Linked DNA regions of Mus musculus: regions 2 and 3 are each linked to region 1. The links are chromatin loops, found by intact Hi-C in ENCODE. Cell type or tissue: left cerebral cortex. All regions are shown on one strand.

Region 1 (8,000 bases):
TTGTTAGGGTATTTGAATATTTTCTTCATTTAAATTTTTGTGTGTGTGTATGTTTATTTTGTTTGCATGTATGTCTACATACCATGTATCTACAGTGCCAACAGAGGCCAGGAGAGAGCCTGGGATTCTTTGTAACTGGAGTTACAGGAGATTGTGAACCACAATGTAGGTGGTGGGAACTTAACCTGTGTCTTCAACTACTTTAAATGCGGAGCCATCATCTCTCCAGGCCCTTGCTAGGGTATTTTATCACAGCAACAGGGAACTAATACAGCTCCATGTGGAAGTGTCCAGTGACTATGTCATGCACTTCAAAAATCCATCCCATAATTGTACCCTTATCGTCCCTCTATCTTCCCATCTTCCCTTTCACCAACTACCCTTCATCATCCTCCACCATCCTCCCATCATCATCTTCCCATCATCATCCTCTCATCACCTTTATCATCTCCACCATCCTCCCATCACCATCCTCCCATCCTCCTCCTATCACCTTTCAGCATCTCCACCATCCTCCCATCACCATCCTCCCATCCTCCTTTTCCCATCACCCTTCATCATCTCCACCATCCTTCTATCACCATCCTCCTATCACCTTCATCATCTTCACCATCCTACCATCACCATTCTCCTATCACCATCCTCCCATTATTATCCTCCCATCACCCTTCATCATCTCCACCATCCTTCCATCCTCCTCCTCCCATTACCCTTCATCATCTCCACCATCCTCCCATCACCATCCTCCCATCACCCCTCATCATTTTCCACCATCCTCCCATCACCATCCTCCCACCACCTTTCACCCTCCCTCCACCACACTTGATTGTGTTACACCGTTGTCTTCCTAGGCCCTTCCATCTTCTTCCCATTGTCCTGCCAACATCCTCTCTTGTCCTCTCACAGTCCTCCATCCTCCGCCTCCCCCTGCTGCCTCCCACCATTCTCCCCCCACAATTCCCCTCTTGTCCTAGTTTTCAAGATAAAACACCTTGACAATATGTAGCCTGGGGGGAGGTTCTACAGGTTGTTGGCTACAGGTTGCAGTCCATTATCAAGGAAAGTGAGGGCAGGAACTCAAGCAGGAACCTGGAGGTAAAACATCAGGATCACCTTCCCTGGGTGGCTGACCCTCCCACATCAACTGTCAGTCAAGGCAACATTCCCATAGACTTGCCTACAGGCCTAGCTGGTGGGTGGTGGGGGCATTTCCTCTCTGAGGCTGTCTTTTCCCTGGTGAGTCAAATTGACAGCGCAGATCCGCCTCAGCCATCACACCCACCTCCACCACCCTTTTAGGGCAGGGGGATGGGGTAGATTGGCCTGGGGCTGAGGTAGTGAGGAGCTAGCGCTCACTGAAGATACTGAGCGGGGAATGTTCCCTGTGCCCTAGCAGAGTACGTGGAAGGCCTGGCTTCTATTTTACCAGTAGCAAGACTTGTTCCCTCAGCAGCCCTGTGAATAAGAATTGAATTTTAATCTAGATGAACCATGGAGTTTTCCTGAATCTAAGTTTAGTGGCCAGTGAGAGACATCCTATCCAAACCAGACGGTGGCCAGGCTTGCAATCTAGGCCCCTCCCTCACTGGTCCTCATCCTGGGTTTGCCTTCTGATGGGAGTGCCTTACTCTTCACCAGCTCATCCTGGACCAGGAGGCTCTTGAGGGGCATCCCACTCTGGCTGGGGAGGGGGAATGAGGGCAGGTGGTATACCCCAGTCTGTGGTCTCCATAGCTGCTGCTGCTCACTGCCTCACCCACTCACCCAGTCTTCTGCACACAGGATGACTCTGACCTAGGGGATCCTGGGTCCTGGTAGGCTCATATGTGTCTCTCTGGACCAGGGGAGTTCCTGGCATGGAGTGGGATGGTCACCTATCTGAGTTACAGAAGACCTGGTGTCTATTAATAAACCTGAGATGGAGCTGCTACGTGGCCCCTCCTCAGTGAGTGAGACCTTGGTGGGTTGGCTGCATCCCCCTCAGGCCCCAGTGCTGACTCACCCCAGCTCATTTTAGATCCTCTTTTTCCACCTCCCCCACCGAGACGACTTAATTTAGTCTCGGTCTTAGGCGAGAGAGAGCCTGGCGCATGGCGGGAAGCCCAGCTCAGCCTGATTCCACTCTGGGTGTCTCCATAGGAACCGGACTGTGCTGGGAAACGCCAGGATGGAGGACCACACTGGAGCTCAGTTCTGCCTTCCTGACGCCTGGGCATGTGGATGCTCATGGCGTCCTGAAGCTGACAAGGTCTTGAGAAGAGGCAGAAGCCCGAGAACTGGAACAAAGCTGCCAGCTCCTACCTTTTCTGTTTCCTTAGAGCAAGCAACTTCTGGGATGCTCTACCTTGGGGGAAAGAATTGCAAAGTCCCAGGACAAAGACTAGAGGCCCCTGTGCTCATAGGGTTTGGGAAATAATGAGTGATATGTGTGGAAGACTTACTCTAAGCATGATCATAAGATACTCTAACAAACATAGGATTAGGAGTGGAAAAACATCCACAAGAACACAGGTCCAGGCCTAGCCACCCATTCCTGCTTGAGCATGAAGCCCCTTCCCAGATGCCTGCTCCTGACGCAGTGTGTGCTCCACATCTGCCATGGACCCTCCACAACTGTAGCTGCCCAGGGTCCACTTGTGCCCCTACCCTGCTTCATGCTTCCCTAGCTATGGTGCTGGCTACAGTAATGCCTCGCGTCTGTCCACTGAGTTGGCTCTCATCACATGTGTTGGCTTCTCCGATCTGTGAGAACAATCTACTCTTAATGAAAGTTCCTGGCTCTTGGGACACCCAGCTTTTTAGTTCAGTGAGGCCGGCTTGGACTTTGAGAGAATGGGTCCTCCCTACCTTGCAGTTGTGGGTGTTTAAACCTAGGACCTCATGTATGCTAGGCAAGCACTCTGCCCCGGAGCTACAGCCCAACCTGCATCTGCATCAGCTGCCTGTACAGTGTCTGACTTATAGCAGGGCAGCCAGCGGGACTCACATACAACCAGAGGAGACCAAATGGAAGGTCCCTCTTAGATTACCACCTGGGTACTCCTTGATACCAATCAGGTGGGGAGGACAGTGAAATTTCTGTACAGATGAAAAACAGTCTTGCCTGGCTGCCGGAGGAGAACACCTGGAAGGATGCTGTGGGGTAGGAACAGAAGTTGAAAGGTAGCTTAGGTCCCTGGGCAGCGCCCACCTCCCGGTGCCCTCGTGTGCTGCATTTCCTAGCTGTGGTCACTCTTTGGAACTGCTGGACCTTGGAAGAATGAGTGGGTGCTGCTAGGGCAGCTGGGCCACCAATGCAGCCTCGGGTGCTCAGAGATGCCATGCAGCCCATGCTGGTAGTAGCCAGGTCCTGGGTGAAAGCTTGGGATTGTCTGAAAGGAGAACGGCAGAAGCGGAGATGAGGCCAGCTGTGTTCTAAAGCTGTGTTTTCTGTTTGTGCCTCCTTACTCTTGGTTAAAGGAATGCTGGGACAGTCAAACTTCTGTTAGCACCAAACAGAGACTTTGCCCCTGAGGAGGCCAAAGCGCTGGAATCCAGGGGAAAGGGTTTGAGTTTTCGCCATTGTATTGATTGTTTCAGCCCTGCTCCCATCCAGGGCAACAGTCTATGACACATCGCCTGGGAATCAGACATCCTGGTTCTGTCGGAGACACAGAAGGTTATTGAGCCAAGTTATTAGAGCACACCCGTGAATCTATACCCGAGGCGGTCTAAAGTATCAGGAAGGCTGCTTTGACCCTAAGCTTTGTTCAGCGATAGTTTTCATCCACGCCGGCTTACTTAGCATCTATTTCTGGTTTGTAAATTTCTGCCCAGCTGCTGGGAGACTTGGGCTTCAAACCTGGAGCCTCCTTGACACAGGAGAGCATCGGTGACCGTGAGTAGGCCACCACCTAGTGGTTATCATGAGCATCACCATGGTCTCGGTTTGCAGTAGTGCTGAGCTGGACCTCAGAGGAGCTCGTGCCTCCTGCCTCAGGACCTTTCCCGACTGCAGCGGGAAATGTGATGCCTACTTTGAAATCGAGCACCAGAAAAGTGCAGAGGACCAAAATAAACGGAGAAGAAGAGCAAGGAAGCATGGAAGTCCTGATGCTCGGAGAGAAATGGAGGCGGGGCTGAGGGGAGGGAATCCATGGGGGTCAAGGGCAACCTGGTGCAGGGAGAAGCCTTCGAAGGAGGGAGAGGGGTCTGAGGGGGAGACAAAAGGGGGGCACTGAAAAGAGCTCAGAAGTGGATAGGGGGCTGAGGAGAGGACATAGGAGGGGAAGGGGCAGAGAGGAGGATAGAGGAGGTAACAGTGGAGATACAGAGGAGAGGACCCTGTCTTATGGGGGAATGGTTGTGTCGTTTGAAGTCAGGGTGATGTGCAACAGGGAGGCAGTTGAGATCTGTGGTATGGGCTGGTTTGTGTCTGTTGAACCCAATCACAGATGCCGCGACCCTGTGCACTGCTGTCGTGTCTGGCTTCCTCTATGGTTGAATAGCATGACTACTCTCAGAGCTGGGCTGGTCCGAGTGTCTATGAACAAATTTGGGCTGATGTGTGGCACCTTCTCTCCCATAACCTGTCTTTGCATGGACAGTGTCCCTGAAGTCAGGCCATCTCTGTGACTTCAGGCAGGCCAGAGGTGGACTCCCTGATCAGGTGCGTCAAACTCCTCCGTAGAAGAGCCTGGTTTGAGTCTTGGTCTCAGCCCTACAGTGGGTCCTTCATTAACATCAGCCACTCTGACTCTGGTTCCCAGAACCAACAGGAATGAGCATCAGGTTTCTTAAACTGTGGGCTGCAACTCCATACACGACTGAATGTGTAGGTCATAAAAAACTGGACAGCAGTTAGAGGTTTCGAAGCACAAAACATCCAAAAGGGAACTCGAAATAAAAAACATAACAAATCCGAGGTGTCTCTTGTACCTGTTTTTTGGCTACTTTGTGGGTTCCTCTTTCTTTCACTCTTATCCACAACTCCCTAACACTAGATAAGAGAAAAAAGAATAAAGAGGAGAGAGTTCCCTAAATAACGTCAAGGGTTGGAAAGGGGGTGACATCATTGTTAGGTTACTTCCTGCTGATTAGGGGCACCAAGTTCCTTGGGGCAAGTTTGATCTTCACCAGCAGGATATCTAACTTCTTCTCGTTTCTTCTACATGCAGGACTACTTAACAAACCTCGACTAATAGTGCCCCCTGCCCCTGAACCATCAACAACCCACCTCTTGAGACACTAGCATTTATTTAACCTCTAAAAAGTTTTCAGAATTCCAAACATTATACAATCTCAGAAACTATCTGCAGCTGGCAAAATTATGCCTCTGCTAGAGCAGGAGGCAAATCATAGTCAGCTGCTATGGACAGTCCAAAGCAGCCCCACACCCCACACCTGGGGTTAAAATGAAGGCATATTCTCATAATATTTCTGTGTTTTAGTTTTAGTTTTTTTAGAACCCCAAATTCTTGCTACAGCCTCTGGCCGTGTTCTCCTGTACAGTATCACTTTTTGGAGTATCAATAAAAGACTGGGGCAAGAAAAAGGCAAGAGAGCGAGTGAGGAGCATGTGAGGTGAATGTGGAGAGAAAATGGAGAGAGAGAGAGAGAGAGAGAGAGAGAGAGAGAGAGAGAGAGAGAGAGAGAGAGAGAGGAGCATATGAAGAGTATGTGTGAGAGAGAATGTGAGGTGTGTATGGAGAGTGTGTGTGAATGAAAGGAGAGTGTGTGAGATGTGTGTGAGAGTGAAAGGGGAACACATAGAGGTGTGTGTGAGAGTGAGAGTTCAAGAAAAGAAAAGTGCACAGGAGAAAAGCAGAGAGCACAATAGAATGCAGAGTGTGTGCAGCCTCAAGCTGCAAGTGAAAGAGAGAGAGAGAGAGAGAGAGAGAGAGAGAGAGCGAGCAGAGAATTAGAGAGAAGAGAGAGAAACTTTAAGCCTTGAAAAATTTCCTATCAGCTTGTACCCAAAAAGTAGTCTGTGTATATTTATTATGAGCCTTCCAGATATCCATGCTTCCAGTTGAGAACTCCTGTGTTGAGACTGGACCCCGATATGCTTTCATAGAAACATAATGGCTAAGTCATGGACAGCAAAGACTTAATATTGTCATCCTTCTCTGTGTATCAAATGAGGATGTCTGTGGGTCTTTTTCTGCTGGAATGCTTGGAGCTGATTGTGATACATTCTAACAGGAGTTACTGTTAATGTAAAAACAAATGAGCACGTCATCTCATTACTGTTCAACTTTGCTGTTATTGCTGTGAGCGCTGAAATTACATATCATACCTTGTGGTGGTTGGCCTAGGGAGTGGCACTATTTGGAGGTGGGGACTTGTTGGAGTAAGTGTGGTGCCCTGTTGGAGGAAGTGTGTCACTGTGGTGTGGGCTTGAAGACCCTCTTCCTGTGCTGGAGAGGTGGCTCAGGAGTTAAGAGCACCGACTGCTCTTCCGGAGGTCCTGAGTTCAATTCCCAGCAACCACATGGTGGCTCACAACCATCTGTAATGGATCTGATACCCTGTTCTGGTGTGTCTGAAGACAGCTACAGCGTACTTATATACATAAAATTAATAAACTTAAAAAAAAAAGACCCTCCTCCTAACCTTGTGAGAACCAGTCTTCCAGCAGCCTTCAGATGAAGATGTAGAACTCTCCGTTCTGCCTGTACCATGCCTGTCTGGATGCTGTCATGCTCCCACCTTGAGGATAATGGATCTATTTTTGTGCATGTGTGGGCTTTTCATGTGCATCACATGTGTGCCTGGTGCCTGTGGAAGACAGAAAGTGTCAGATTCCCTGGAGCTGGAGTCACAGGCAGTTGTAAGCAGCCTGATGTGGGTGCTGAGAGCCACCTGAGTCCTCTGGAAGGGCAGTAAGTCCTTTTAATCACCAAGCCCTTAATGTTCTGTTTTTATGTGTATGTGTGAGTATATGCCATATATGTGGAGGTACCTGCTGTGGGGGTTTGAGTGAGAATGGCTCCCATAAGCATACATATTTGGTCCCTAGTTGGTGGAACTGTTTAGGAAGGATTAAGAGGTGTGGCCTTGTTGGGTTGGGCTCACTAGGCCAACCTCACTAGGGTTGGGCTTTGAGATTTCAAAAGCCCATAACAGGCTCACTCTCGTTCTCTGTGTCCAACTTCTGGATGGAATATAAGTTCTCGGCGACTGCTCCCACACCATGTCTGCCTGCCTGCTGCCGTGCTCCCCACCATGATGGTCATGGATTCACCCTCTGAAACTGTAAGCAAGCCCCAAATAAATGTTTTCTTGTATAAGTTTCTTTGGTCATAGTGTCTCATCTCAGCAATAGAAAAGTAAGACAAAAGTTGGTATCAGGGAGTGGCGTATTGCTGTTACAAGGCTAAATGTGCTGTTTCTTGGAGGAATGTTGATTTAGGGGCTTTGGCTCAGGAAAGCAATTGAACAGGACTCAGTGGAGCATCCTGATAGGAACGTGGAAGACAGCAGTGCCGAAAACAGTGTGGACTGCGGAGACCCAGTCAAGAGGTTTCAGAGAGGAACAGTAGTAGAAACTGGCCTAGAGACCATTCTTGTGATATTTAAGCAAAGAATATGGCTGCTGTCTGCCATTGTCCAAAAACAAACAAACAAACAAACAAACAAACACCCCCCAAAAACAAAAAAACCTATCTGAGGCTAAATTGAAGAGTTTTGGATCAGTGTTGCTGGCAGAGGAGGTTTCAAGACAGCCTGGTATTGACTGGGATATGTGGGTTTTAGTAATCACTCTTATGCAGATCAAAATAGCGAAAAAGAGCAATCAAGACAAAAAAAGTAAATACAAAGTGTACAGTTTGAGGAGAAAAAGAGCATCTGGGAGTGTGAGGTTGAAGCCAAGCCTTGTGCTCAGAGATGGAAGGTTTAAAGAAAAGCTTGGTGTTCCACGGAATAAAGGAAGTGGTGCCCTCAGGGCAAGACCCCACTGCCCACCCAGCTAATCCTGCAACCTGTGATAGGGAAAGGTAAGTTCCTAAAGAGTATTA
Region 2 (8,000 bases), 73 kb before region 1:
CCCTGGGGCAGGCTGGGATGACCTATGGGTGAACATACTCCTGTTCCAAGTCTTTACACTCAGGGAGCTCCCGGCAAGGATGCTGACAGCACCCTGCAGTGTCTGGAGTGTCTCACAAGGAATGGCTCGTGGCACAGGGGAGCTCAGGCTGACTAGTCTTTCAATATGACCGGCCAGAAACTCAACTCTTTTAAGTCACATAGTTTTGCTTGGTCAAAAGAGTCCTAAGAGAGTCATGAAAATGACTCCCTTACAGCTTTGGGACAGTAGAGTCAGTGTCTCTCTCCTGCCACCATCATCAGCATGGTAGCTAGGAAGGTTTGCAGGGGCTGCAGCCTGAGGGTGTAACTCCTGGCTTGGCCTCTAGTGGCCACGTCTCCAGCCATCTTCGGGTTGAACAATAACCCTAAGTGGCTCTCACAGGCTGGCAGGGAGGTGACTGGTGAGGGCATCATGGCTGTGGCCTATGGAGACCTGGGAGGGACTCCCCCCAGCTCTGATGCTCTGGTGGCCTCACAAACTCAGGCTCTCAGGTCTTGAGAATTGGACTGGCTACTGCTGGCAGGCCTCAGTGGTGGGGTTGCCATGTGTGCAGGCTTCAGGCCGAGCACTGCACAGGGACCCACTCTCTCCATACACATCACTCACAGGGTGTTAGGTGGGGAACAGTGGTTTTCCCTGGGGAAGAAAGAGCCTAGCTCTGTGAGCCATCAGACAGATGGGGCTGTGGCTTCTAGGGTAATTCCCAGATGCATCTCTAAGGATTCCACCTGCCTGCTGGCTCCCCCCCACCCCCCCGCCCTTTGCTCTCCTATGTGGCTGACAGTTAGTGATATAACACTAGTTCCTGGGGTGAGTGTGGGGCATTGGGCTATACACAGACAGGCTAGTCTTCAGTAGAGCTGAGGTCTGAACCCCGGAATGGTCATAATTCACCTACATGACATGGTAGGTGTTCCCTCGTGCTCCTGGAACTCTGGCTCCTGTCTAAGTTACCACCCCCTCACAGCCCCACAAGAGAAGCATGGCTAAGAAGTCACGTAGGCAATGGCCCAAGCTTCTGACCTTGGCTAAACTCCTCCGCAGTTACCTAGCAACAGTAAAGACCATAAAAGGGGCTGTTAGGCCCCTCCTCACCTCTCTCTTACCCCTCACTCTCACCCTCTCCTCCCTCCTCTCTCTTACTCTTTCTCCCTGCCTTTCTACAATAAAGCTCTAAAACCACAGTCTCTGCTCATCAAGATCCGCTGCACTCACTCTCGGCCGGTGTGGGAACCTCTCTTCCCCTTTCCCTCTCTCCTATAACCCTGGGGCCTGTTTAGAGAAGTAGCCCCGGGGCTCCCAGGTTGGGCTGCCCCTTGTCCACCCCCCCCCCCAAAGAGTACGTCAGAGGCTTGGATGCCCACCTGGGGCTGAGTGGAAAGAGTCTGGTAGCCCTCTCACGTCTGCCTGACCAGAGCATAGGTGGAACTCTGGCGGGACGTGGGTCTTTCCTCCCTCTCTTCCCCAGGGTCCCTTTTTAGTTCCCACAGGTGAGTAATGGCCCCAAGTTTGGGTCCACACAGAACCTCAGAATATGGTAAACACACAGCTTTCAGCTGGTTAAAATGAGGCCTTGCCAGAGGATGGCAGGTAAGGATCCAGTGACTGGCACAGAAACCAGGTAGTGAAGGACACAGAGACCTGGTGACATGATCACAAAGCTTGCCCCAGATCCTCAGGTGAGGCTGACTTCAACTCACAGAAAACACTTCTATTTTAAATCCCTAGGTTCATTGCTCTTCATCCCTGGGAGAATTCCGGATGCCCCCAGTAAGCAGTTTGTTCCTCCCCTGGGCACCTCACGGTGTGGTCTTGTGTGCGTATTCTCTGCTGATACCTTCAGTCTCCCACTCACATACCCCAATGCTGTCCTAGCTGAAGACTGTCCGTCTACATTCTCGCTGGTTTTCTCCCTTTGTGCCTGTACCCCTCCCCTCTAGCCACATGGGCCCGCCATGCTCCACCCTTCCCTTCTTGGCTACCATCTTGGATACTGAGCCCCTTCCCTCTGGTGCAGAGATGTCTGGTCTGCTCAGCTGGAAATGTATGATCTCTGGACTTTCACTTCCCTAGGGAAGGCCTGAGCTACTGTTGCCCAACGTCTTCCTCCTTGCGGCCCCCTCCCCTGCTCTCCTCCCTGAGTCTTCCTCCAAGCACCCTTTGGAAAGCCACTCCCATGCTGAGACCCTCAGGCATTTGGTCACCCCCTGGCTGATGATGCCCTACTGATCAGCTTCCCTCATCCACTATGCAATGAAAAAGCGTCCTTAGTCGTCACCTACACTGGAACTACTCCCACTGCGGAGCTCCCTGCAGGGTTCACGTCAGGCTCTAGACCAGCCTGTGCTCTGCGTGTGCATCTAAGGAACTTCTGTCTGGGGCCTGGGGCCTGAGTACACAGGCTGTCCATCTCCTGGACAAGCACCACACTATTTATACTACCTTGCTGGGCTTCTTGACCTCCCAAAACCCTTGGCTGCGAGGGCAAAATGGACTCGGGTTCAAAAGCAACCTCCTCCAGGCCGTAATCACCTGGAAGCTCATGCAATAGATGGACGATGGATTACAACCCCCAGCACTTCCTACCCGGACCACAATATCCAGTACACCCCGCGCACACTGCAGGCGAAATCGATGCGAGGCGTGCCGAGAACCTTAAACCTGCCTCAAGCCGACCAGACCCGGGAAAAGAGGAAAGACCACTACTCCCGGAAACGCCCCGCGCCGGCGGCGAGTTGCTCCCGCGCGGGGCCTGTCGGGAATTGTAGTTCTGGTACCCCCGTCCGCCATCGGTCCGCACCTCTGCGAGTGGTGAGCCAGGCGAAGGTGCCACAGCGCGCGGCCCAGGCGCTGTTGCTGCAGGAGGAGCTGGCCCGGGGGCTCCCCGGCGCCTCCGTTGGTCGGCGAGCGTAGACCCATGTTCTCGAAGTAGTGCGCCAAGAAGGCGATGGGCTCCTCGGGCCGGATCTCCAGCACCTTTAGGAGGGCTGCGCGCAGCATCTCCGTCACGCCGAGCTGCCGTAGGAAGTCCTCCTCGCTCTCAGCGGCCGCCGCCGCCTGAGACACCGACGTCCGGCCACTGTCCGGGAAATTGGCCGCTGGTGCTACTGCCGGCCGCCGTTTCTCCACTGCCGCCATCTTTGTTGGGGGCAGCGGGACCGGAAGCGCCGCCATAATTCACGGCGCGATGAGGCGCCTTCCCTCGACGACCATTTTTGTTAAGGGCAGAGGCAGCGGCCCCCCTCTCTGAGAATCTCGATAGTAACAAGCGCAAGCGACCTTTTCCCCCTGTGCCCCTGGCTTTCTCTGTGTGCGTTTTCCTGCTACTCCATGACTGCATCTTCTAGCTTCGGTCTGGAATTGTGAGCTTGCCAGACTTCAAAATGGTCCCCCAGGAAGGGCTTGGTTTCTGGCTTGAAGCGCGATACCTTGCCATCTTGGTAGTGGGCAAGTCTTCCTAAGCATGGTCTCCTAGCAACCAGGCACCCTGGGTACCAGATAAACCCCGCAAAGCTCACCAGGAATCTAGGGCTGAAAGCGGAGTTCAAACCGTTTTCTGCGTTTGCTCCCAGACTCGGCCTGGGCTCTCCCGGGTTTTTGGCCTCACTTAGTCTCCTTCCGAGCGTTAAGGTGCCTGAGCGGAGTTGTCACCAGATTCCTTCCTTTCCCAGACTGTTACCATTTCTGACCACCAGAGGGGGGTGCTCTCTTTGCAATTCTGAACTGCTGTGGCTTTCTAGTATCCTCGCATGTCCCTTTTCTGTGTTATCTTTGGCTCTTTATCTACTGACATACTTTTTATTCCCTTGTCTGGCATCCATACCGCTCTTCGTGTTTTCCCAGGTTACCCCCCAAGTACTTTTTCTAAGCCACTGGATATCTCCTTAGTTACTCTTGTTAAATGCAGGCATTTCCCAGCCTAGTATCCTGTTGCTCGACCTACCAAAGAAAACTGGGATGTGTGACTGTCTCCAGGGACTCTGGCTGTAGGGATAGGTGATGTACAAAGCCTTCCTATTCACAGTACGAAAGAATATGCCAGTGGCTAGATACGGGGCTTTTATTTAGCTCTGGGCCAGCAGGCAGAAAAGCCCAGAAGTCAGGAGAAACTTATAGATGTGCTGACCACCAAGGAAAGAGGCCACACTATCATCTTGATGCCCCAAATCCTGCAGCTGGTCACTCTCTGCCTCCTTTAGTCTGGCATAATGGAGCTTCATAGGTGTGTACATGAGCTAGTGTCTGGGCGAGGACCTGGCCGGTAGCATTTCCACAGGCGGTAGGCAAGGAAGACCAGTGCAAGCAGCCCCAGCACCAAGCTGCCAATCCATAGGACGACGGTGGAGGCTGAAAGAGTAGGAAGAGAAAGGCTGCCATCAGTCCCAGTGCCTGTGGGCTCCACAGAGGGAACATACATAGGCCCTTACAGTTTAAAAGTGGACTTAACTAGCCAGCCTCTACTTGGGTAGAAAACAGCCACCCAACCAGACATACTCAAAGACAGCATGGAAGAATGAATCTACTTAAAGGGAAGCTTTTGTTTCTAAATTACGGTCTCACTCTGTAGCTTAGGCTGACATTGACCCTTCTTCTTCTACAGCTCAAGTACTTAGATCATAGCTTGTGTGCCATCGTGCCCAGCTTAGTTCTGTTTTGTTTTGTTTTGTTTTGTTTTGTTTTGTTTTTTGTCTGTTTTGTTTTGATTTTTTGAGACAAGAGTCTTCTATGTAATCCTGGCTGTCTGTCCTGGAACTTGCTCTGTAGACCAGGATGTCCTTGAACTTAGAGATACACCTGCCTCTGAGATTAAAGGTATGTGTCACCACCACCACCTGGCTTAAGGTTTATTTTTTTAATGTTTATTTTGTGTGTGTGTGTGTGTGTGTGTATCTGTGTGTATGCCACAAATGCAGGTACACTTGGAAGTCAGAGGAGGATGTCAAGTCTCCAGGGTCCTGGAGTTACAAGTGGCTATGCGTTTCTTGTCTCTGCCTCCTGAGTGCTAGGATTAAAGACATGCGCAAACACACCTGGCGTCTTATTTGCATGTGCAGGAGTTATTTTAGTGTTGATGTACATATGTGTACCATGCACACATGGTGCTCTGGGAGGCCAAAAGTGTGGGTTACATTCCCTGAATCTGGAGTTACAGATGTTTGTGAGCTATCACATGGGAAGTGAACCCAGGTTCTCTGTAAGACCAGTAAGTACTCTTTAATTTCTGAGACATCTGTTGCTTCAGACTCAATTAACGTATTTAAAAAATCAACCATTAAGACATGTGTCATGGGCTGGTGAGATGGCTCAGCAGGTAAGAGCACTGACAGCTCTTCTGAAGGTCCTGAGTTCAAATCCCAGCAGCCACATGGTGGCTCACAACCACCCGTAATGAGATCTGATGCCCTCTTCTGGTGCGTCTGAAGACAGCTACAGTGTACTTATGTATAACAATAAATTTAAAAAAATGTGTCACAGTGGTGTGCACCTGTTATCTCAGCACTGAAGAGGTTGAGGCAAGATCACGGTCACTTTTAGCTATGATGCAAGTTTGAAGCCAGCCCCGGGTATGTGAAACTAAAGTTAAATAGCTATGAAGTCAGCCCCGGGCATCTGAAACCAATGTTAAATTTTTTTTTCACTTTTTGTTTCACTGGATCTTCCTGTCTCTGAAAGACTGCAAGGTGCCCCGAGTTCTAAGAGGTCTCCAGACAGGAAAGCATACTGAACATGGGGAAACTGAGGCTAGGCATGGTACAGACTCCTGCTAGTGTTTTAGTCCCATTTGTCCCTCCCTCCCAGGGCCCCAGACTCACAGGAATTCGGGGTCACCTGGCCAGGAACATACAGATTGGTCACCTGCCCGCCAGGGTCCTGGCGGCACTGGAACCAGCCCTCTACCATGGGACCTGGGGGCAGCACGCTTAGCCATGCCTGGGCCCCAGCCTCCCTCTTGTGGTAGGTTGCCAGGTCGCCAGGAGCCAAGGTCCAGCGCACAGTAACTCCGGGCCCACAGGATGCTTCACAGAGTAGCTCCCAGCCTGCCTCCAGGTCCTGGTGGATTTTCGGGCGGCAAGGTCCCTCAGAGCTCAGAGTCCTAGGGCTAAGCTTGGGGTATGGAGGGGCAGAAGGTAGGGTGGTGATGTTGAGCCCAGTGGAGACTGCCTCAGCAGTACTTGATGAGGTCAGGATGTAGGGCTCAGCAGAGGTCGTGTTGGGGGGCTTAGGTGAGGTCTGGCTCTGTAGTACTGCAAACAGAATGAATGTTCTTCCTGTAGCCTCAGTTTTCCTCATCTGCAACCCAGTATTGGTTCAGAATTCTTCCATCACCCTTCCCACATCACTTAAGAGGCACAAGGCATCATACTAGTTAGGATCAGCAGCTGATGACACAGACACAGAACAGGAAGTAGGTACTAGCTCTTATGCAAGTCTACCAGATCACTGTTTATTTTATTTATTTACTTTGGTTTTTCAAGACAGGGTTTCTTTGTATAGCCCTGACTGTCCTGGAATTCGCTCGGTAGACCAGGCTGGCCTCAAACTCAAGAAATCCACCTGGCTCTGTTTTCTGAGTGCTGGGATTAAAGGTGTGCACCGCCAACCACCCACCTAGGCAAAGCCAAGAATTTGTGAACAGAAAACGACGGAAATATCATGTTGGAGCTAGCATAGAGTAGGTCCTTATCTTTTGAGTTAATCTTTTCTGGCTGCCTTGTGACACAGGCATTGAACAGTTTTGTTGGGGATCTACAGGTGGGGACAACCAATCATGGGCCAAGCCCCAGAGCTGCTGGGCCTAGAGGCAGGCAGGACCCAGTGGTCTTACCTGGAATCTCCTTTCTATGGGTCAGCACCAGTTTGGGCAGCTGCATGGTGACCTGGCAGTGAAGGGCAGGAGGGGCAGGGGTCCCCAGGGAGGGTAACCGCCAGCGTTGTGTCATTCGGAACAGTGGTGTGCCCTCAGCCTCTTGTATCTCCTCTTCTTGCTCTGGTTCCAGGGCTTGGGCACCCTCCAGTCTCTGCTCTCCCAGTAGCAGGGCAAAGGAGAGACTGTTCGGGTCTGCAGGCCAGATGTTGTGGGCCGTGCAGGACACCACCTGGTCCTGTCCAGGTACAAGGAACTCCGGGGACACCACCAGCTGGTCTGGGAAGGCTGTGGATCGATAGCAGGCCCAGGGCTGAGCTTAGAGGTCAGGCCTGGGCCAGGCAGAGGGGAGTTTGGCGTGAGAGTGCAGCTATGGCCTCAGGTGGTTGGGACAGGAAGGGTGAGTATGTCAGCCTTGAAGGTCTACAGTGTGGGGGTGGCAGTGGAGTGTGGGGACTTGGTGGGTGGTGGCACTGGTATGGCGCAAGGTCCTGATTCCCCCGGGGCAGGTGGCACCTAGAAAGGCAGAGTGGGCCTCACCATACACAAGGATCTTCACGGAGTGCTGGAAGCTTCGACTCCCGCAGGAGCCCACACACACAGGAGTGCCTGTGTCTGACAGCATGCCCCGTACAGAGAGGATACTGCTGCCTGGGAGGGTCTGTACACTGCCCAAGCTGGTGTCCAGACCACGCCAGTGCACCCGGGCTACACCCTCGTCACAGGACATGCTGCAGGTGATCTGGAGGGATGTGCCCATGGCCACAGCTACCTCAGACTCAGGGGGGTTCACCTGGAAGGACTGTCCTGAGGAGTAAGAGCATTAAAGCTGTGATGGGACAACTGGGTCCCAGGTTCCAGCCCTGACCCTGGGTTGAGACCCCAGGGCTCTCGTCCTCTGGCCCAGGTTCCTGGGCCTTGATGAGAGACCAACCGGAGCCGCACATCCCTAGTCTCTCAAAGCCGTGGATTTTCACAGCACTCCCAAACTCTCCTCCCTTGTACCCATTCATCTCTCGAAGCCTGCTTCCCTACCCACAGCCCTGCTTACCTCTGCTGAGCTGGTAGGGTACTAGGGCCAGGGCCAGCAGGA
Region 3 (8,000 bases), 53 kb before region 1:
ACGCGTCCTTTCAGGTGCTTGCTTTAGCAGAACATCCTTTCACCTGTGTCTGCTTCAGGAAAACCCTTCTCCACGTGTTTGCCCCAGTGAAACACCATCCAGCACAACCGACTTTCCAAAGAAACCAGAAGTTTCCACTTCAGTTCTGCTAAACCAACTCACCTCCTTGAATTATATTTGCAGAATCTTTTTTTTTTTTTTAACACAGGTTGCAGGATTAGCTGGGTGGGGTCTTGTCCTGAAGGCACCACTCCCTTTATTCTGTGTAGCACCAGGCTTTTCTTTAAACCTTTCATCTCTGAGCACAAGGCTTGGCTTCAACCTCACACTCCTGGATGCTCTTTTTCTCCTCAAACTGTACATTTTGTATTTATTTTTTCCTTGATTGCTCTTTTTCACTGTTTTGATCTGCATAAGAGTGATTATTAAAACCCACATATCCCAGTCAATACCAGGCTGTCTTGAAATCTCCTCTTTCAGCAACACTGAAGAGTCCAAAACTCTTCAATTTAGCTTCAGGTAGGTTTTCTTTCTTTTTTCTTTTTCCTTTTTTTTTTTTTTCGAGACAGGGTTTCTCTGTGCAGCCCTGGCTGTCCTGGAACTCACTTTGTAGACCAGGCTGGCCTCGAATTCAGAAATCTGCCTGCCTCTGCCTCCTGAGTGCTGGGATTAAAGGTGTGCACCACCACCACCTGGCTTCAGGTAGGTTTTCTTTGCTAAATATCAAAACAATAGCCTCTGACTTAGCCACTGGTATTGTTGCCCTCTGACACCTCTGAGCTGGGCCTCCCTTGGTCATGGTGCTCTTAGGACTGCTGTCGTCCAGGCTCCTACTCACAGCATTCAACTGGACACTATTCAGTGTCCCAAAGTTCACGCTCTACCAACAAACAACATGGTCAGGGTTGTCACAGCAATACCCCACTTCTGGTACCAGCTTCTGTCTTGGCTTACTGTTCTGTTGCTGGGAAGAGACAGCATGACCAAAGCTACTTACAAAAGGAAGCATTTACTGGGGACTTGCTCACAGAGTCATGAGCCCATGACCACCATGGCAGGGAGCTTGGCAGCAGGGAGGCAGGCATGGTGCTGGAGAAGGAGCTGAGAGCCTGTATCTGATCCACAAGTTGGAGACAGAGAGAGACTGGATCTGGTGTGGCCTTTTAAAACCTCCAAGTATACCCCCAGTGACACACCTTCTCCAACAAGGCCACACCTCTTAATCATTCTGAAACAGTTCCATCAAGTAGGGACAAAGCATTTGAATATATAAATCTATGGGGGGGTGCATTCTCATTCAGACCAACACACCTCCCTAAGCTGCTTTTAGTCTAAGTGTTTATCACAGCAATAGAAACCCTAATTAGGACACATTACCTTCTGGTGGGTTGCACATGAGCACTCAAACAGGAGTTATCTGGATTTGAGAATGGAACACACACACACACACACACAGAGCTGTTAATTTTAAAATGCCTTGGCTTGCCGGGCAGTGGTAGTGCATGCCTTTAATCCCAGCACTTGGGAGGCAGAGCCAGGTGGATTTCTGAGTTCAAGCCCAGCGTGGTCTACAGAGTGAGTTCCAGGACATCAGGGCTACACAGAGAAACCCTGTCTCGAAAAACCAACCAACCAACCAACCAAAAAATGTCTTGACTACCTTAAAGGTTGGGCACTCTGAAACCTTCCCCTGCTACCCTAGGCCCAAATGAGGAAGTGGGCAGTGTCCACCCATCCAAATTCTCACATACTGGCTGGCTTTATCTCCTGCAGCTCCTATGTCCATCCATCTCGAACTGCTTCATGATTCCTTTTTCCTCCCCCCTGCATCCTAGCCCGAGCAACTCTAAGGGTCCCGCCCATCTCCCTTTGCTCAGTCATTAGCTGATTTATTAATCAATCAAAAAACAATTGGGGACAAGGACCTTTAGCGTTTGGACATATAGATTCCTGTCTTAGTCACGGTATCTATTCCTGCACAAACATCATGACCGAGAACCAAGTTGGGGAAGGAAGGGTTTATTCAGCTTACACTTCCAAACCACTGTTCATCACTAAAGGAAGTCAGGACAGGAACTCAAGCAGGTCAAGAAGCAGGAGCTGATGCAAAGGCCATGGAGGGATGTTTCTTACTGGCTTGCTTCCCCTGGCTTGCTCAGCTTGCTTTCTTATAGAACCCAAGACTACCAGCCCAGGGATGGCACCACCCACAATGGGCCTTCCCCCATTGATCACTAATTGAGAAAATGCCCCACAGCTGGATCTCATGGAGGCATTTCCTCAACTAAAGCTCCTTTCTCTGTGATAACTCCAGCTTGTGTCCAGTTGACACACAAAACCAGCCAGTACAATTCCTGATTGAATCAATCTCTAACAATATACCACTCTCCATCAGGCTGCACAGGACCAGATGCTCCAAGGGTTCCTGCTTCCTTGAAGTCTTTGACCTGAGACCCTCACCACTGTCTTGAAGGATGATGAGTCAGACAGATTCTGGTTCTGAGAGGACAGTGCCTCAGGCTGAGGGATGAGAGGCATGTGATGAGACATGGATGGTCTATAGAGTCTTAAGTGGGAGCCAGTTACTCCCACCTGACACAGGGAGACAGAGGAGACAACTTTGTTTGAAGCCATCAAATGACTTGTTGCAGCTGCTATGGCAGAAACATAGCTCAAGGAAAGGCCTCTGAGGGGTGACATGTATAAGGGACTCAACAAGATGAGGAAAGCCTATAAGAGCTAGAGAGAAAGGGAAGAAATGATGATGTCACTAAGCATAGGATGAGAGTCCATCAACAGTGCTGAGTGGCCAGAATATACCCATGACCTCCCACCTCTTCATACCATTCTCCCCATCCCCCACCATCCTCCACTATCTCCCACCATCCCCCGTTATCCCCCATCATCTTCCACCATCCCCCACCGACCTCCCCATCCCCCACTATCTTCCGATTATCCATCCCTTATCTGATTTTATCTGTCTTCACCTCATGTTATCATCATCTTTCCTTCCTAGCATCTCTTCACAGACCTGCACAGCCTTGCTTGTGCCTGTTCTCGTTTCGTCCACCAGAGGGTAGTAGTGAGAGCTGTGCCGTGGGCTTTGGAATCCACCAGCCATCAAGGCTTTCACAGGCTGTCTGGTGGCCTGGGCCCAGGAAATGGACTTGGATGGGTTTGAGAGAATGTCTCAGGCCTAGTCCCTCTCTGCCTGGCTCTGGGTCTATGGCTGATGTCAGGGGTTCTATCTTCCTGCCTTTTTATTTATTATTTATTTATTTATTTATTTATTTTTTTACTGGTTTTGGCCAATGTAGGGTTTTGGTTGTAGGAAGGTGGGATGGATGGTGGGGGATGGTGGGGGATGGTGGGGGATGTCCAGGTGCTCTATCCTAAGTTACTCCATACTGTATAAGACAGTAAAATTTCCCTGACACAGTGTTGGAGGTTGATGCTGAATACGGCCCCCCTCCCCTGACAGAATTTCTCAGTGTAACCAACCCTCCTGACTTCCTGGTCTCGATGTGTAGACCAGGCTGGCCTTGAACTCAGAGTGCTGGGATTAGAGAAGTGCACCACCCTGTCCATGTCCAGCTCAGATGCTGATTTCTGTGCCCAGAGTTCTGGTGACAGTCAGGATATCAGCATTGCCATGATTACTGAAGCATCTCTATTGTGTATAGAATGCTTTCCAATTATCTCTGATTGGTTAATCAAGAGCTGATCAACCTATGATTGGGCAGAGGGGATAGGAAGGCTGAACTCTGATCCCAGCCAGGGGTCCCAGGTAGAAAGGAAGAGAGAGAAGAGGTGGTCAGGAAGAGGGCCCAGGAGTAGTGACGAGCAGGTTGTCAAAGGATTCTCCATGAGGTCACAATGAGAGGTCACCCATAAGGACCCATGGATAGAGTGAGCCAGGGCAAGGCCAGACGGCAAGCAATGGGGCATTGATCTGGTCATTAGCTGCCTTAGAGGGTTAGAATAGCTCAAAACGTGCTCAGTTTAGACTTGCAGCTTATCAATAAAAATACAGGTCTTGGACTGGAGAGATGGCTTAGAGCATTGGCTGCTCTTCCAAAGGTCTTGAGTTCAATTCCCAGCAACCACATGGTGGCTCATAACTATCTATAATAAGGTCTGGTACCCTTTTCTGGCTGTGCAGGCATATATGCAGGCAGAACGTTGGATAAATGAATCTAAACAACAACAACAACAACAACAACAACCAAAACACCAAACCAAACCAAACCAAAACCCAGGTCTCTGTGTCAATTATTTTGGAGCTAGAATGGGAACAGATAAGGCTACCTGCGTGAATTACAGACATCAGGACTGTGCGTCGCTCTAGGTGACTCTGCCTTCATCTAGCCTTTGACTTTATTCTGAGGGAGGAGACTTACCACAGCCCCTGGGTGGACCCCGAAGCCGCACCGTCTATGTGGGTGATACATGGTTGGTGTGACATACTTCTGGTACTTCAAAGGGAGCCACTCTATGTTTATCGAGGTGTGGGGCATCCATGGACATATATATCAAAGTCATACCAGGTAAAACGGGACCAAGAATTTACCAGACACATGTGACCAAGGATCGCATAAGAATCTCATAAACTGATGGACACTGTGGGGTAATGGCCCCATGCCTACTCATCACCTGGTGTGTGTGTCAAGGACCAACAAGCCGAGGACTCCCTAGCTGTCTCTGGTGCATGGGCTCAGTTCCGTTCCCCTCTCGGACACTGCCTATTAGATTGGTTGTCAATCCACTTGTTTGTCCATCTGGTCCAGGATTTGAATCTCCATTTCCCTATTGCATTCCCAGCTTGGTCTGTAGCTTACGTTTTTCTCAACCCTATTTTTAATAACAGTTCTTAAATGCTCTAACCTCCCATCTAGCTCATCACCCGCCAGAGGTGGTGTCTCTATGGAGTCAGGACAAACGGAGCTCAGCTACGAAATGTAAGGCGATGACCTGCGTGTTGTTAGCAAAGAATCCCTCATCACACGTCCTTTCAGGTGCTTGCTTTAGCAGAACATCCTTTCACCTGTGTCTGCTTCAGGAAAACCCTCCTCCATGTGTTTGCCCCAGTGAAACACCATCTGATACAACTGACTTTCCAAAGAAACCAAAAGTTTCCACTTCATTGGTCTTTCACCTTGTGGCAGAAGGCAGCAACTTCACCTTCTAACCCTGACCCCATCAGCCCCAAACTGTCCCTTTCTGGTTCATTATCTTCCCAATGCAGACTCTTTCTCAGCTCCCCAAACCCCTTGAATGGTGTGACAGCCTCTTTAACTTGTATCTGTTCTGTAGATCCTCTATAGTGCATACAGTCATATAGGTGCATTCTTGGTGTGCTGTGTGATGTGAAAGACAATGTCAGGCTTCTGAGGTTGGCGGATTGTGCCACAAATTGCTGTCACTGACATATTGGACTTTGTGAATTCATTGCTATTTGGTAACTTCTGACATTGTAGAAAGACACCAGTATATTTGCCTAGGTTTCTGTCATAGTACAGGACACAGGTCTTTACTCCTTGCTGCCCAGACTGATGTGGTCTAGAGCAGAGTATTGCATGATGGGAGCTGGTGGGCTGAGGGTCCAGGTAACTGAGGAGTGAGCTGTGAGCCACTCCAGCTGGTTGAGTGACTAAGGAATCCTTAACAGTGGGAGGATCTGGAGTTGAAGGGTCGGATGTTGTGTGTGTGTGTGTGTGTGTGTGTGTGTGTGTGTCAGGACCAGCCATTTAATCCCATGTGACCAGGGTGGAGCTGAATAGGGTAAGTCAAGAGGACAAGGACATGCATGTTGGGCTTGTGGGACCCTCTGAGACTCCTGGATCCCAGCTTTAGGGATCCACAGGAGTCAGGGGCTAGAATCCAAAATGGCTGATGTGAAATTTGTTGGAGTGCCCAGGGCTCAGGCCTTTTGGTATGTTTCCGAGGGACTCTGAGAATCTTAATCATGTCAGCATCCGTTGTCTGTGACCAAAGGAGGGAGCTCTTAGTCACCTCCTGAATGCAGTCATAGCACAGGGAAGGCAGAGGCAGGAGGACCAGGAGTCCAACATCAACCTGGGCTACATTGTGAGTCCTTGTCTCAAACAAAACAGAGCACAAAACACCAACCCTCCCCCCTACCCCCCGAGTCACTACATTAAAAAACAAACTGGAAGAAATATCTGAGTTTCATTCTGCCACTCTTCCCAGAGCTCTCTAGTGGGGACACGGTGGTAGCCTTTGGCAAAGGTGAAAACAGGATTTTCCTGGCCTGCTCTGTCCTCAGCCCTGCCTCAGGGCCTTTGCAGAGCTGGTCTCTTACCCTGACATGGTCATCTTTTTCAGGCTGGTTCATACCAGAACAATCTATTAAATTTATTGTTTAGCTTCTTTCCCCACCCCAAGAACACCCGCCCTTTACCAGTCTGTTCCTGTTCTATTCACGCCACTCTGAACAGAATCTGGGATGTATCAGGTGCTCAGTACATGTTTGCTGATGAAGGAAAGCTGGTGCCAATGAGCACCCGACTGAGTTGGGGACATGCCGTCCACAACCCTGGGCTCTGTGGAAATGAGGCTTTGCTCCCCTCATCCATGTTCCTTCAGGTGTCCTGTTTGCAGTCCTGGATCCCTAGGGCCTGCTCTGGCCCCGTGGCCCAGCTCAGCCGACTCCCTGGGGACCTGTTCGGCTGATACTGGAGTCTTTCCTGGACCATCCAGCCACCTGGCTGACACTTGATCTCAGCTCCACTTCCAGGCCAGCGTCCGGCCGACCAGCTTGGCTCTGGCCAGGCCCTGAGATCCTTGCTTAGGGGACAAGGGGCCGTCTGTGTGGTGGGGAGGGTGTGGTGAGGCCAGGCTTCTGCCAACACCAGCTGAGCTGTGAGGATTGGGGACAGTGCCTGGCTTGTGGCACCAGAGTAGCAGGACACAGGAACCCACACGAGGTCCTGTTCACCATGGGGACCCTCAGCTGCGACCCAGAGGCTAGGCTGACCACAGTACCCCTGGCCCGGCGGGTGGCTGATGGACACATTCCGGAGACCGGGCTGAGAAAATCCTGTGGAATTGCCACCTTGGAGAATGGTTTGTGCTGGCCTTGGGGAGGGCTCCTTCTGTCTCCCTACTGGGGCTCCTGGGCTATTTAGTAGAGGCATTATCTGTAGGCAGGCCCATATGTCCCCTGTGGGATCTGCTGGCCCTCTAGGGGGACAGGATGAACACAGTGTAGCAGAACCTGAGGGAGGGAGTTAGAGGAATGGTGCATGTGGGGGACTGCAGAGCCATGGAGTGTGTGAAGGGGCTGAGGCTGGGTGTCGAGGGGTGGCATTTGTACAGGCTGCAGGCTGCAGCCTCAGTTTCCCATCCTACAATGGACAGTGGGGACAGATCTATACCATGTTCCATCTCCCCATCTCTGAGGTGGTGTTTCTCTGTGACTGGCCTCAGTTTCCCCTCTAGAACAATCTCTCTGTCCTGGGCTCACTTTCCCTGTTCACCCACACAACCCGTGATCTCTCTACTCTGACTTCAGTTTCCCTCTCTTGATGGTGTCTATGACTCTGGCCTCAGTTTCTCTAGCTGCAGTGGTCTCTACACTCTGGCCCTGGTTTCCTCTCTTGCGATGGTCTCTCTGCTCTGGCTTGTTTTCCACTCATGGTAGCTTCTCTGTTCCTAGTCTCAGTTTCCCCACCAGGGATGGTTCTTGCTCCCAGCCTCTTTCTATTCTGTGTTAGCCTATCTTCCAGGGCCTCTGTTTTCCAAGTCTCCACACTCGCAATGATTCATGATTAGCTCACAATTCGGGTGTCACCGAGTCCTTCTGGACATTTTCTCTACTCAGACATAGAGGTGGTTAGGGTGCAGGGTGGGACTCTACCTAGCCCCTCTGGGTTTCAAGCACTACCCCTGATCTGGTCTTTGGGTCTCAGGCTCCGGACCTGGCTTGTATGTTCTTCCGTCCACCGTTGGCTATGTCAATCACGATTGTACCAAGGCAG

What was found. A loop is a pair of places that touch in the nucleus more often than their neighbours do. Peaks named below come from ENCODE experiments on the same cell type or tissue, not always from the same donor. Only the 100,000 strongest peaks of a DNase experiment are listed, where the experiment ranks them.
Region 2: it touches region 1 in a loop (7-fold over the local background); 21 of 42 quality-filtered maps call a loop at or near these places.
Region 3: it touches region 1 in a loop (7-fold over the local background); 33 of 42 quality-filtered maps call a loop at or near these places.

What each region holds. Positions count from the first base shown.
Region 1 is chr10:79,591,322-79,599,321 of GRCm38, reverse strand. No RefSeq gene overlaps it. Among named protein-coding and RNA genes, the nearest start is that of Theg, 8.2 kb to the right of the region's middle. In left cerebral cortex, a CTCF peak has its summit at 3,896 (motif pointing left); DNase peaks (open chromatin) are centred at 1,523, 2,067, 3,888, 6,747 and 1 more place; H3K27ac peaks cover 3,668 bases.
Region 2 is chr10:79,664,626-79,672,625 of GRCm38, reverse strand. It overlaps Madcam1 (mucosal vascular addressin cell adhesion molecule 1), which reads right to left. Exons shown (of 5, transcript NM_013591.3): 1 at 7,959-8,000; 2 at 7,448-7,714; 3 at 6,869-7,195; 4 at 5,856-6,287; 5 at 4,084-4,389. The coding sequence ends at 4,259. Tpgs1 (tubulin polyglutamylase complex subunit 1) reads right to left here and starts at 3,187. Exons shown (of 2, transcript NM_148934.3): 1 at 2,843-3,187. The coding sequence starts at 3,180. In left cerebral cortex, CTCF peaks have their summits at 366 and 3,723 (motif pointing right); DNase peaks (open chromatin) are centred at 2,744, 3,260, 3,552, 3,677 and 1 more place; H3K4me3 peaks cover 2,427 bases; H3K27ac peaks cover 2,663 bases.
Region 3 is chr10:79,644,653-79,652,652 of GRCm38, reverse strand. It overlaps Odf3l2 (outer dense fiber of sperm tails 3-like 2), which reads left to right and starts at 6,915. Exons shown (of 4, transcript NM_001033473.2): 1 at 6,915-7,086; 2 at 7,932-8,000. The coding sequence starts at 6,960. In left cerebral cortex, a CTCF peak has its summit at 3,074 (motif pointing right); a DNase peak (open chromatin) is centred at 3,084.